2 separate regions of the Homo sapiens genome follow, and region 2 is linked to region 1. The links are chromatin loops, found by intact Hi-C in ENCODE. Cell type or tissue: B cell. All regions are shown on one strand. Each heading gives the region's core, and the rest is flanking DNA. Links, peaks and the distances in the headings are about the cores only.

Region 1 (7,073 bases), core at 873-5,872:
TTTAAAGATACTGAATAAATATCCATTTCGCTACCCCGCCTACTTGTCCTAAGATAATTATATATAAAAATTTAAATACCAAGTTCCTAAAGGAATCCCAAAAATTCAAACAATGGGCTTTTGATACAAATATAGTCTTTGAACATTCTGTTAATTGGTGTCCTGTGCCAGGTATACAGAAAACATTTAAACATGCGAAATACAGCCCCAAGTATTCATTTGGTACCTCTTCTGCAGAAATCTTAATTAAGATCCAACCAGTGAGGACTGACTGCCCTCACCCCTATTTGCAACTAACTCCTCCTCCTTTACATGCAAATAAGGTTAATGAAACCACAAACTATCCAGTCACAGAAGCTGAAGTACACCTGAACATATACCTGAAGTTCACCTTCAGTTCCCTCTCCCCTATACCAAGTTCTCTGAAATCTACATCCTAAATTTTAAATCCATCCCTTCCTCATACTCTTTAAACACATCGCTTACTAGACAACTGCCATTTGTTTCTTGCAACTAGTCTCCCTGTCTACAGCCTTGACTATCCAGTGTTCTACAAACTACAAATGACCAGTCATTTTTCAATGAAATAACACAGACAATATAAGAATGCATCACACATAGAAAGATTAAGTATTATTTCATGAAACATTTATTTCAGTTATAAATATGGCTTATTTGCCAGGTTACATATATTTCTTACTCTGTGTACTGGATAAAATTTATGCTGTGGGTTGCAGTTAGGAAAGTCCAAAAGCCACTTTTCTAAAATATTAACCAAATGGTATTCCCACGCTTAAAAGCTTTTTAGTGGTTTCTCCATTAACCACAGAATAAGGTTGAAATTCCTTAAAATGGAATTTGAGTTTCTTCATAAGCTCCTGTCTGCCACCCAGCCTCATCAGACACTCCTCTGTCATCTTATGCTCCAGTCTTACCAACTTTTGCATGTCTTATTCCCTCTGCGTGTATAATTCTTTCTCCTCTTGATTTATACAGCAAATCTTCCTCATCCTTCAAGGCCTAGTGCAAGTCTACTTGGTACTGTCCCTAAGTTCGAAGACATCTAAGTGTACACTCTTCACCAGAGAACTGCCCGAGCTCTGCCCAGCCTCTTACACTGTTAATGAATGCATCCTTTTTGAAATGCTCTCCTTTGTCTGACACAACACGAGCCAGGCTTTCCTCCCACCTCTACAGCCGCTTCTCTTCAGTCTACTCTTAAACTTTGGTGTTCCTAAGGCTTCTGCCCTAGGTCACCTTTACTTTCTCTACATGTTTATGTTATCTATGCCCATAGCATCCATTATAATGTTTATGCCATGAACTCCCCAATCTACTTCTCCAGCACAGAAATATTTCTTCTCAAGTATCCCATTCTTTCATGAATCCATCCCCTTCCCTATTGCCAGCATCCAGGCCTAAGCTACAATTATTTCCAACCTAGATTAACTCCTTAACTGAGTCTTGATGCTCCACTTGAGTTCCTTTTCAATCCATTCTTTATTTTCCACACACCAGCCACACAGACTTTTCAACAAATAAATAAGTCTAATCAAGTCACTCCCCTACTAAAAACCCTTGAGTAGCTTATCAATGCCCTTAGAGTTCAAAATCCTTAGCAATGTCTACATATCCAATTTGATCTGACTTTTCTGTACCACCCTGCAGCCTCATCTCTCACACTCTCTTGCGTTCACTCTATATATCAATTGCACTCCTGTTTTTGTTTTGTTTTGTTTTGTTTTGTTTGAGGCGGAGTTTCGCTCTTGTTGCCCAGGCTGGAGTGCAATGGTGCCCTCTCGGCTCACTGCAACCTCCGCCTCCCGGATGCCAGTGATTCTCCTGCCTCACCTGCCTCAGCCTCCGGAGTAGCTGGGATTACAGTTGCCCGCCACCACGCTAGGCTAATTTTTTGTGTTTTTAGCAGAGACGGGGTTTCACCATATTGGTAAGGCTGGTCTTGAGCTCCTGACCTCAGGTGATCCACCCGCCCCGGCCTTCCAAAGCGCAGGGATTACAGGCAAAACCACCGCGCCCGGCCTCCATTGCACTCCTGAAACACTTCTTACTTCCTCTTCATCTAACTCCTACTCATTCTACAGTCCTCAGAATAAGCATCTCATCTTCTGGAGGACTATTTTCGATTCCATAAATTCAGTTAGGTAAAACAATCTGTCTTTCATCTATCAGAACATCCATTACCTTTTATTATATTAACTTTTGCTATCGTCTATCTCTCCAGATAGATTTTAAGGTATGAAGGCAGAGGCCAAGTTTCTCTCATTCAACACTGTATACCAGGGACGGGTACAATGCCAGCTTAGACTAATAGCTCTGCACCCTGGGACCCAGAATCTGCACAAGTGAAGTTGTTTTCTTCCTATCTAGAGGCTGAAGCGCCCTACTGTTTTACATACACAATTAGATCTCCTTGACGACTAAGGCAATTTCTCAATCAAACCTGAAGAAGCAAACAGGTGGTGGAGTCTCCTGCCATTTTCCGCCCTGTGAGTGACTGCTCATCAGAGTTTCTCACATCAATCGCACTGGGAAAAATGCGGCCCCATTCACCCACTAGTGGCTTTGGTAGCTCAGCAAGTGGACCTCAGAGTGATGATGCACACAAGACCAGAAAGGAGTGACTGGAGTCCCTGAGACCAGAAGGTTCGGGCCGAGGCGAAGGACAAAGATTTTTATTTTCCCACGTACCAAGCGAGGTGGCGCTGCCTCTGTGCTGTCCCGCCTGCCCTGGGACGCAGGCTGGCGAGGACGGTGGGACCCTGAACTGCACGTGAGCGTCCTTGGGGTCGAGGACGCGCCTCTGCCTGCTCGGAAAGCTCCGGGCGTCCGAAGCAGCCGGCGAAGTTGTAGCGGCGCCCCAGCGGGGTCGCTTGGTGCAGGGTTCACAGCCGGGGCCCGCATTCATGCTGGGACCAGCAGCGCACTGTCCCCGGGCCGGCCCCGGGCGGAGAGCCTCATTTCACTAACCTGAGAGAGATGGACTGCGCGTCCTTCTCAGCGCCTGCCTGCACCATTCCCTCTCTGCCGCTGCCTGCTTCTGCAATTGCTGATCCGCCGGCCTCCCAAGTCAGGCCGTAAACACTCGCCTGCTTTCTCTCTTCCACTGGCACCCCACCTGCCTCAATGCGCCGCTTTGATTCGGGATTCGTTCACTTTCCCACCACCGGAAAGCTGCCGTCAGGCGCTTCCAGCTTCCGGGGCGCACATTGCCGCAAAGCGGAAGTGTGGCGCTTAACGGGAACCGGCGCCCGGAAGGTCAGCGTGTGAAGTAGGCGCTGGCAACGCGGGGTTACCCGCTGTTATTGAGGAGTAACGGCCCAGCGGACCACCCAGGCTTGAGGCAGCGGCGGGAACCACTCGGTTTGCTGCGATACCATGGAAGGAGGCGGGGGAAGCGGCAACAAAACCACAGGGGGATTGGCCGGCTTTTTCGGAGCCGGCGGAGCAGGTTACTCGCACGCGGATTTGGCTGGCGTCCCGCGTAAGTATGGGGCCTAGCTTGCGATTATTTCTGACTGGTTTTTGCGTCTACACTAAGTTGCGCGTCCCATGTTTTATGTTGTTGTTTTTTTTTTCCTTGCTGGCATTTACAAGCTTAAGTACCAGTGGTGGGGTTAGTGTATCTGCATGGCTGCTCTTTCAAGATAGAAAGGCCTAAAAAAGGGCCACGGATCTCCTGGGGAAGCTGTCCGTGATTGACCTGGACTCGCGAGATGATGCATGTTTTCTTAGGTTTATATCCAAGCCTCCTACGTTTTGTGTGTGGTGGGCCGTGTGATTGACCCTTGATTAAGAGTAGAGCCGAGCTTTGGGAGTAAATGTATTCCAAATAGCAAGCCCGTAGTTAACTTTTTAGTACACAGCGACATATTCTGAGCCTCCAAGTAGCCGTCAGGGCAGAATATTCAGTAATATTGTTTGTAAGTGAGAAATAAATGACTTGGGACAGGCTAGGAAACCTTCTTTAGGAGCTAGGAAGTAAGCTGAACTTTAAAGGTGATATATAGACATGAAGAAAGAAGCCAGGTAAGAATTATAGAAACGGAAATAGGCAACATCAAGGTATACAGAGGCATAAATATCTTGCCTTTGCCTCTCCTCGGTCTTGTGAAAATGTTTTCCAGAACTTTGGTACTTTGTAACTGTGGTTGTTCAACTAGATAAATACAACTTGGACCTAAAGATAGGCAGTTGGTCGTGGATAAAGCCTTTACGAAAGTACTTTCTTTTTAGAGAATCCTTGTAATATTTCTCTAGGTATTTTATACTAAGGAACAACAACAACGAAATATGTTCAGACTGTAGTGCAAAAAAATATAAAAGACCTTTCATTTCCCTGGTGTCACCTTTGTCAAAAAACTGAATCTACAACACATGGTGTTTTGTTTCGTTTTTTTGTTTGTTTGTTTTTAGAGTCAGGACCTCGTTCTGTCACCCATATTGGGGTGCGGTGGCATGATTATAGTTCACTGAAGCCTCGCACTCCTGAGCTCAAACAATCCTCCCCTCTAAGCCTCCTAAGTAGCTGGGACTCTAGGTACGTACCACCACGCCTGGCTAATTTTTTTTTTTTTTTGACTTATTGTGGAGATGGGGTCTCCCTGTGTTGTCCAAGCTGGTCTCAAACTCTCGAACTCAGGCCATCCTCCTGTCTCGGCCTCCCAAAATGCTGGGATTCCTAGGCCTGAGCTACTACTTTACCTGTTTAGAACACAGTTTCATATTAATCTTAGTATCTCTGAGTTTCAGAGCACAAAGGGCATATACACTTCCTTAATGTGACAATATTGTTAAATTAATTTGATTAAGATTTGAAGGTAAATTGGGGGACCAGGGAATGAACACCATTTACTGAGCTTTTACAGTGTGCTAGCTACTTTTCTGGGGGCAGGACTATAGTGGTTTTTGTGGGGGTTTTTTTTGTTTTTTTTTGAAAAGAGGACTCTTGCGCTCACAGAGCTTACATAATACTGAGGTAAACCAACAAACATAAATTAAAACATTGCCGTTAGTGATAAGTGCTGTAAAGGGAATAAAGCAGAGTCTTGAGATTGTGATGGAAGCAGGATGCCATTTTAGAGCCGGTTAGGGAAAACATCTCAAGGGAGTTGACATTTGAGCTGTGACCCAAATACAGTACAAATGCTTGGGAGGCAAGTATCCAGGAAAATAGCTAGTGCAAATGTCCTGAAACAAAACAAATTTGGCAGGTTTAAGGAACAGCTCTTAGGCCAGTCTGTCTTCGTAGTTACAAGGGAGTTGGATCCATTGAAGTTTGTGAAATCAGAGAGGTAGGGAATGACAGCTAATGTAGGATTTTGTAAGTTATGGTAAGGAGTTTCGATTTTCTTAAGACAAATCACTGTAGTTGCTATGTAGACAGTGAATTGAAGGGGTAAGAGAAAGCAAGGAGTTAGGAAATTGTTGCTGTGAGATATGATGGTTGGACTAGGATGGTAGCAATAGAGAAGATAAGTAACACAATTCAAAATAGATATTAAAAATAGAACAAGCAGGACTCCTAATTGATGAAAAGATAGAGGCATGGGTGATGCATAGGTTTGTAAATAACTGCTGAGATACAGAAGGATCCAAAGATGATAGGTTTTACTGTTTTCAATGTTAGTGAATTCAGGTCTGGCCCTCTCAAAGTTTGTGTTTTCTTTTGCACAGACCCACATACCTGTGGTAATGACCCAAGGATTCTCAACCTTGCCACAGTAAATCAATCGTTAATAGTAATATGTGAAGGAACTGCCTTGAAATAGTTAGATACAACATGTACACAGTCAGAAAACCCAACCCAACCACTGTTTTTCCCATGGAATTGATTAGTCTTTTTTCAGTCTTATTTTGTAATTTACATAGTCACCAAGCATTCTTGGAGTAAAGTGAAAGAAATTAGCTTTGTAAATGGCCTGGACTACACTTCCTGTAAGTTCAAAAATCAGATCTATGACACTGCAATTATCTTATTGGTGTAAAAGCCTGAGCCACCAGTGGAAGACCTGGTTTGGGATTGAGGGTCTCAGGATGAGTCAGCCCCCAAACTGACAGATAGGGAGGATAAAATGGGAAAAAATTTTCCGCCTTCAGTGAGCCTATAAAAATTGCAAACACATGTAACAGTCAGGAGCTGGATTAACTCTAACTGGATTAACTTAAAGAATTTTGTTGCAATGTGACATTTTGTTTTCTCTCTAGTAACTGGTATGAACCCTCTGTCTCCTTATTTAAATGTGGATCCACGATACCTCGTGCAGGTAAGATTAAGATTTTACTAGTTTGGTGCATTATTTTACCATTTTAAAAAAAACGCCAAGTGCTATGCTGACTTGAACTATGACATACACTTTTGGAGGCAGTAAGTCTCTGGTCTCCATTCACCCTTTTTTCCTCACAAACACCAGGAGCTTGGCCTGCATCTCTCTGAAACCAGTTAACTCCCTTCAAAAGCTTATTTTTTAAAACCAGAGCAGAATTAATTTTTGAAAGCACCCCAATAAAAGTATTGGGATGCCTAGTTACAAAGTGTGTGGGGTTTTTTGTTTGTTTGTTTGTTTGTTTTTGAGCCAGAGTTTTGCTTTTGTCCTCCAGGCTGGAGTGCAGTAGCGCGATCTCTGCTCACTGCAACCTCAGCCTCCCAAATTCAGGCCATCCTCCTGCCTCAGCCTCCCAAGTAGCTGGGACTACAGGCGCCCACCACCACGCCTGGCTAATTCTTGTGTTTTCAATAGAGACGGGGTTTCACCATGTTGGCCAGGCTCCCAAAGTGCTGGGATTACAGGCAAAGTGTGTTTTAAAGCTCAGTTTACAATATCAGGGTTTTTTTGACTAAGCATCAAAAGTTTCAAAGAGTATCTTTTTGAATCCAAGATATATTAGGAAATATATCTTGGGTATATTAGAAAAGCAAGGTTGATTTAACATCTGAAAATTAATGTATTGTGCCATATCAATTTATAATAAAGCAATCAAGGAAAGAATATAGTACAAAGACCACATGCTTATCTCAATAGATTCACAAAAATCATTTGACAACATCCAACACC
Region 2 (7,073 bases), core at 1,021-6,020, 51 kb after region 1:
AGATTTAAAAGTTACAAAACTGATTTTTCCACACACAGTTATCACATTTTTTTCAAATTAAAAGGAGTGTTATCCTTCAAAAGTCATCTTGAGAACTCATCTGTCAGCCACGAAGAAAATCTGTTTCATTTCTTTATGGTAAGTCCCAGGATGCTTGCCCCTTTGCTGCCTTTGGCTCTCTCTGTCCCTCCTCCTCCCTGTGGCGCAGTTAGAGCACTGTCAGCTTTCAGAGCCCAGATGCCAAGAAAGGAGCTATGCAAAGGCTTGCCCTCTTGCACTGTGATGAAGAGGAAGCCTTCAGAGCGGAAATGAAGAGCCCCAACCATGGGTGAATTCAAATCACAATGAGCCTAAGCCAGCTGTACGAAATGTTACATCCAAAGAGACTTGTATGAGGTAACTAGTTCACATGGCCATTTTCAACAGTTATTCACCATTTGTTTCAGGTTCAAGAGCCAGAGTAGCAAGCATGACCGTTAAGAGGTCACTCTGGAGTCTGACAAACCTGAGTTATGGCTGTGTCTCCAAGCTTGAGACCCCTGAGCTAGTAACATAATCTCTCTGGGCCTCAACTTCCTCAGGAAAAAGGGAGACAAGGATGGTTGCTACAGAGGGGCTGCAGTAAGGTTAAAGTGAGATATTATATGTCTACCGGCACTTAGCCTAGCACCTGCACACCGTAAGCCCTCCACATTGCAGTGGTTATTGTTATCAGGTTTAGCTGACAGGCTGTGAACAGGACCTGACAGAATCCTTTAGCCATTTATCAGGGCTATGACCTTGCACCATTTGCCCTTGTGGAACCTAACTTCCTAATTCATATGTGAGGAATATAGACTCACAGACTTAGGGGTAAGGAGGTCGTGCTTATTTAATAAATATTAGATTTCCATCTAGTCTTTCACTATACAGCACAGCAAAAGGCAATCTTTTATTTACTCCAAAAACTCAATAGTCTAAATCCTCTAATATATACCAAGTATGGATATTTTTGACTGTTTTCTTACGTGTAGAAAGATTGGACCAAATCAGCTCTGATCCTAATATTCAAATCAATAAAAGATTACTAAAAATGTCTTTTTATCTTCACCATTATAATCCAAAATATTGCCTTGCCATCTTCAAAAGAGGACTGCCTTAAATGTTTATGTTTTGAGACAACATTAAAAGTTTAAGTGCTTTCTAAAACTTCCCTGCCTCTAGTATCCCTGTCCTAAATTTGGGGGTGGAGGAAGTAAAGGAGGAGGAAACACACATACCCTTCAAACGAATAACAAAACCTGGAGTTTCCGCAACAAGGAATTCTTTAAACTATATATGCCATGCTTACACAATGCTTTGCACAAATCTATTTGTGAAGTCTGAAGATCATGGCACCAGAATTGAGCAACTAACCACAAATGAAGTGGTTATGTAATGAAGCTAAGTCATTACTGTATGGCTTAACCATAAAATTTCCAAAGAGCTTTAACTCTTGTGACCCACACAAACTACAATTTAAAGCTGAAAAATAGCTCCTCACAAGCCTCTTTAAAAAAATAAAAAATAAAGCTGGAAAAAATCTTGGTCATCTCTTTAATATAACACTCTCATTCTACATATGAAGCCACAAAAGCCCAGATAGTTTAAGTGACCCATCTGAAGGGCCACAGCCAGAAGGGGTAAGATTTGGGTTTAGAACTACAGTTTCCAAGGTCTAGTCCTGGGTTCTCTCTCCCAGATGAGCTTGTTCTTCCTTTAGTGTATTATCACCTGTAAAGTATTTTTACTTGCCAACACTAGTGATTAAAATTAACATTCCAATGGATTACTATTGAAATAACTTCCGTTAAGATTTTCAGTCAATTTTCATAGTCCTCAGTAAATTATAACCACAATTGTTCAGAATCTTCTGCCTTGGATAACACTAACAAAAATAGTACTGGCCGGGCGCGGTGACTCACGCCTGTAATCCCAGCACTTTGGGAGGCCAAGGTGGGCGGATCACCTGAGGTCAGGAGTTCGAGACCAGCCTGACCAACATGGAGAAACCCTGTCTCTAATAAAAATACAAAATTAGCCGGGCGTGGTGGCGCATGCCTGTAATTCCAGCTAATCGGGAGGCTGAGGCAGGAGAATCGCTTGAACCTGGGAGGCGGAGGTTGCAGTGGGCCAAGGTCGCAGCCATTGCACTCCAGCCTGGGCAACAGGAGCGAAATTCCATCTCAAAATAAATAAATAAATAAATAAACAGTACCCTTGTATGTCATGATAGGCTCAGAAAAACCAAAACACTGCCAAATACCAATGCAAATAGTTTTGATTCAACGTCTGTATCACAGCCACTCCAGGCTTCATTCGTCTGTAAGAATGAAAGCTCAGACTAGATCATCTGTAACCTCACCTTCCAACTCTCACATTCTCTGCCCCCCTTGCCACCTGCCCCTGCCCCTCCAAAGACCTCTACTTTTTACTTATTTGCCTGGCATCCTAGTCATTGCTAAAAGGCCAAGCGCAGCATCTATCCACAGGATACCTATGTGTTCTATGAGTACTACACTCGAAATACTAACTGAACAATTTGGTTATCTTTGATGAGACAACCTGCATTAGACCGTCTGTAAAGCTTTTAGTTTAAAAAAATTATGTTAAAAAATATTTTGCAATTTTACCTTGAGACTTTTTTCACTTCACACGTTCTTTCTTCCGTCTTTTTTTTAAAGGTTGGTTTTGGGTTTTTTTTTTGTTTTGAGACGGAGTCTAGCTCTGCCGCCCAGGCTGGAGTGCAGTGGCGCGATCTCACTGCAAGCTCCACCTCCCGGCTTCATACCATTCTCCTGTCTCAGCCTCCCAGGTAGCTGGGACTGACTACAGGCGCCCGCCGCCACGCCCGGCTAATTTTTTTGTATTTTTAGTAGAGACGGGGTTTCACCGTGTTAGCCAGGATGGTCTCGATCTCCTGACCTCGTGATCCGCCCGCCTCGGCCTCCCAAAGTGCTGGGATTACAAGCGTGAGCCACCGCGCCCGGCCTAAAGGTTGTTTTTTATACAACTCATTAACTCAAGGATTATATACATCTTACCTTAGCCCCAGCCCATTTTAAATTCCTTATCAAGACAAGCAGTTTCTGAAATCCAGAATCTGGTTCTCTGTAATCTTTTTAAAACCACACAAACAAACGTTAATATCGCAACAGATTTAAAATAAGATAATAATAAATTCACTATTGAACATTTTAAGATTTAACACTTCAGAGTTTACTAGGCTCAGATTTGTCCACCTTTATACAAGCAACTGAGGGCAATAAATCCCAGCACATCAATTTTCTAAAGTAGTAACTGAAAACCGACCGCAAGGCATTTCTAATTCGAAAACAAGGCATTTCTAATACGAAAGCAACAGTGACTCATGCGGCTTTCTAGACTTCCCAAAAGCCCTTTCCAAGCGGCCTCAGGAGCCCTTGCCCTCGCCCCGGTCGCCGATTCGCACGCAGTTGTGCAGTCAGCCGCTGCGACCCGGCTCCTGCCCGGCGCCAGCCCTGCAAGGCTACCGGCCTCAAGGGCTCCCGCTACGGCCCCTGGGCTGCCAGACGTACCTCACAGGCCAGGTCACCGACTCACCAGCTGCCCGGCAAGCGACAGGCTGCTTTACCCCTGACCCGAGTGCGAAAGGTCCCCGAGCCCGGGCCTCGTCCCGCCCACGCGTCACACGGCAACTCCAGTTCGCCCGGGCCACTAGCGAGCTGGAGCGCTCAAGCCAAGGGCGGGGAGGAGCGGAAAACTCCGCCCATTGTTGCCCTGCTCCCAGCCAGTCCCCGCTGGCGCTCGCGGCCCCCCTGCAGCTCCCTCCCCGCTGGGCCTCCCTGCTAGACGCCTGCTGCCCCCGCCCGGCCCCCAGGGTAAGGCCAGCTAGAAGGACCTCGGATGGCACCTGGGGCTCCTCTCCAGCCTCTCCTCTCCCCACTTGCTCCACCCGATAATGGGCCCAACTCAATGAGAATTATATATGAACTATAATGAATTACATGAATTAAAATGTTTAGGACAGTGCCTGGCAATATAGCCCTACCTACCTGTGACTATCATGCTTATGGTACTTCTAGCTTTCCCTTTTCTCCAAGATAATCCTCATAGCCTGCATATGCAATCAGGCCAAAAGATGAAATCTAGACAATGTTGTAATTCTATTACCTTTCAGTCGATTTTTTGAATGTAAAATACTTGCTGTTGTCTATGCATATAAAGCTGTTTTTGTTAATATTAAGAGTAAAGCAAAATCACATGAGAAACACCAAAGGGGAACACTAAGGAGCCATTACCCTAAATTAAGTATCCCTTAGATTTCAGATGAACAGAGTGGAAGTGCCTGCTTTGTCTGTGATGCATACAATTTCTGGGACCCCAATCCAGGCATTCATTATCAAAAATAAGAAAATTTCTCCCTAATTCCAAAAGCCCTCCTTGGATAATACATTTCGTAAAGACACAAAAAAAACAGACATACTTCTGAATGACTAAAGTTACAATTTTATGGTCCTTTGTACTAATTTACATCAATGGCAACAAAGAAGGAATTCTATTAAAATATAACTCATGTCAGGAACTTTCATCTATTTTATGTGCCTCTGAAAAATGGCTGATCACAATGTAAATACAAAGAAACTTTGTTGGCCGTCACCTACTTAACCAACGGTCTCTGTTCTCTCTCTAAAAGATCCTGACCAACGCCCCAGCACAGTAAAGTCTTCAGCTACTCCCCTATGTATATGTTCACTGAGTTTCACAGTTATATTCATTTGTGTTTCTCTCCTCAAGCCAGCTGTAGCTGTTACTATAATGATGTGATTTATTAAATATTACATAAACATAAAAAGACTAAGGAGAAAGAAAATCACAAAAATCTAAAATTCTGCACTCAGACCACTTTACATGTAGCTTTTTACTCCCTTATGCTTCAGTATTTGCCCTTGTGTCTTTATAAAATGTTTAGGTTCTAAAGGGGAAAAATGCATAAGGTATTTTACCTCTCTTCTGCTTCAAGAATTTCTATGCTGTCTCAAAACAACAACCAACCATCCCAAGTAGATCATCTCATCTAAAGCAGCGTAGCTCTCCTATGGCTCCCCATTTGCCTACAGGATAAAGTCCAAATTTCTTTTAAAGGCAATAAGGCTCCTGAGTTAGGGTTCTCCAGAGAGATGGAACATTATATAGACAGACATAGATATAGACATAAAGATATATACAGATATAGATATGAGAGGGGATTTATTAGGGGAACTGGCTCATGTGATTAGCAGGCTGAGACATCCCATGACAGGCTGTCTGCAAGCTGGAGACCCTGGGATGCCAGTACCATGGCTCAGTCCAAGTGCAAAGGCCTCAGAACCAGGAAAGCAGATGGTGTAACTCTCAGTCTGAAGCCAAAGGCCTGAGAACCCAGGGGGCCAATGATACAAGTCCTGAAGCCCAAAGCCTGGGGAGCCTGGAGTTCTGTTGTCCAAAGACAGGAGAGGAAGAATGTATCCCAGCTCCAGCAAATAGATCTGCCTTTTCAATGTTTTTGTTCTCTCTGGGCCCCAGCAGATTGGATGGTGCCCACACACACTGAGGGTGGATTTTCCCCACCTAATCCACTTGGATTCACACCCCAATATCCTCTGGAAACAGACACACCCCAAAATAACATTTTACCAGGTTTCTAGATGTCCTTAATCCAGTCAAGTTGACACCTAAAATTAACCATCACAGCTGTCTATTTCCTGGCCTCACTCTGACTCTCCTGCTGTCTCCCAGAACAGCTCCCACACCCTAATCTACTGGACAGCTTTTCTATGCATAGGATAGTTTGGTTTATCTTGTGCAGCTTGGCTATGCCAGTTCTGTCAGCAATGCCAGTCTCTCCTCTTCTCCCTACCTATCTGCTTTTCAAGTCACCATCACTAACTACAAAGCCTTTCCTGACTGAGCACCTCACTCCTCAATACTTTTGGCCAATAGAGTTGGCTGCTCCCTCCTGCATTACCACTGTAATCTGTATGGGTTTCCGGCAGGACGCCTGTAACATATGTTACCCTATTGTTACATGCCTGCCTCCTTAGCCTGAGGGCTCCATGAGAGAAGAAACCATGTCTTATTTATGAATTAATAGCTTTGTACATCCTAATACTAAGCAGACAACCTGGTATCAGTACCTTGTCATTACCAACCGTTCACATTCTATGTGTGCCACTGAATCGACATAAAGAGAAAATGTCCCTGGCAATTGTACAATGCTTCACCCTAAATTCAACAGAGGCCTAAGACATTTTGGACAAACGGATGAATATATGATAAATTAATGTTTAGGTTCAGACTAGCCACAGTAAGTATGGTATAGTTCTGCTTTAAACATAGATAATCAACTTGATGTCCCACTAAGGCCTGTATTAATGCAGGAAGGTTTTTTCAGAGAAAGAAAATGTTTCTAGCACAACTATTACTTTTGGCTTTTTTCAAACAAGACAAAGCTGGCAAGGGTGTTGCCACTGAAAGTATGATCCCAGAATAAGTGCTGAGATAGTGTCTTTCCTGCTGCCAGAACCACAAAGCTCAGCTTCATGGATTCACACAAATAGCAGCAAGATTGTGGGTTAAAGGGGACACATTTACTGTATTTTACAGCCAACTCTGGATTTTTTCTTCAGAGTTGGCAGTACCACAGAAATTCTAACTGAATTTCAAGTTGAATATTGGGGGGACTATATTCAACTTGAAACTTCTTGCCATAATAGAGTCAAGGATAGGAAAATATGTTAACTTACCTACTATCACAGTAATAATGCCATTTTATCCTGATTTTATATGGCAAACACTTTGTGGTTCTCCCCATAGAAGCCAACAAGTGATAAAATATTAATATTTTCCCTCCTTTAAAGCCTAGAGGACTAACAATAATGCCAAAATAAAGCTCAAAACACACCTGAGATTATCTTCTTTTGAAAGCTGAAATTGTCTCAGTATTAAAAGACTTAACTTCTCACCCATGACCAAACTGACAACAAAACCTTTTAACCTATTTTGTGAGCTACTCACTACTTCACTGAACCAAACTG

What was found. Hi-C counts contacts between places; a loop is a spot of excess contacts. Peaks named below come from ENCODE experiments on the same cell type or tissue, not always from the same donor. Only the 100,000 strongest peaks of a DNase experiment are listed, where the experiment ranks them.
Region 2: a loop joins it to region 1, with 6 times the contacts of the local background. A loop is called at or near these places in 47 of 110 quality-filtered maps.

What each region holds. Positions count from the first base shown.
Region 1 is chr10:45,969,229-45,976,301 of GRCh38, forward strand. It overlaps TIMM23 (translocase of inner mitochondrial membrane 23), which reads left to right and starts at 3,261. Exons shown (of 7, transcript NM_006327.4): 1 at 3,261-3,502; 2 at 6,226-6,284. The coding sequence starts at 3,397. It also overlaps the pseudogene PARGP1-AGAP4 and the pseudogene PARGP1. RefSeq lists enhancers at 2,745-3,435, 2,952-3,081. In B cell, for the core only: no CTCF peak of the experiment used is centred there; a DNase peak (open chromatin) is centred at 3,243; H3K4me3 peaks cover 2,049 bases; H3K27ac peaks cover 1,342 bases.
Region 2 is chr10:46,019,755-46,026,827 of GRCh38, forward strand. The region is part of intron 1 of NCOA4 (nuclear receptor coactivator 4); the gene reads right to left. Among named protein-coding and RNA genes, the nearest start is that of NCOA4, 7.3 kb to the right of the region's middle. RefSeq lists silencers at 1,843-2,038, 3,710-3,879 and an enhancer at 3,565-3,859. In B cell, for the core only: no CTCF peak of the experiment used is centred there; a DNase peak (open chromatin) is centred at 3,757; H3K4me3 peaks cover 1,187 bases; H3K27ac peaks cover 1,708 bases.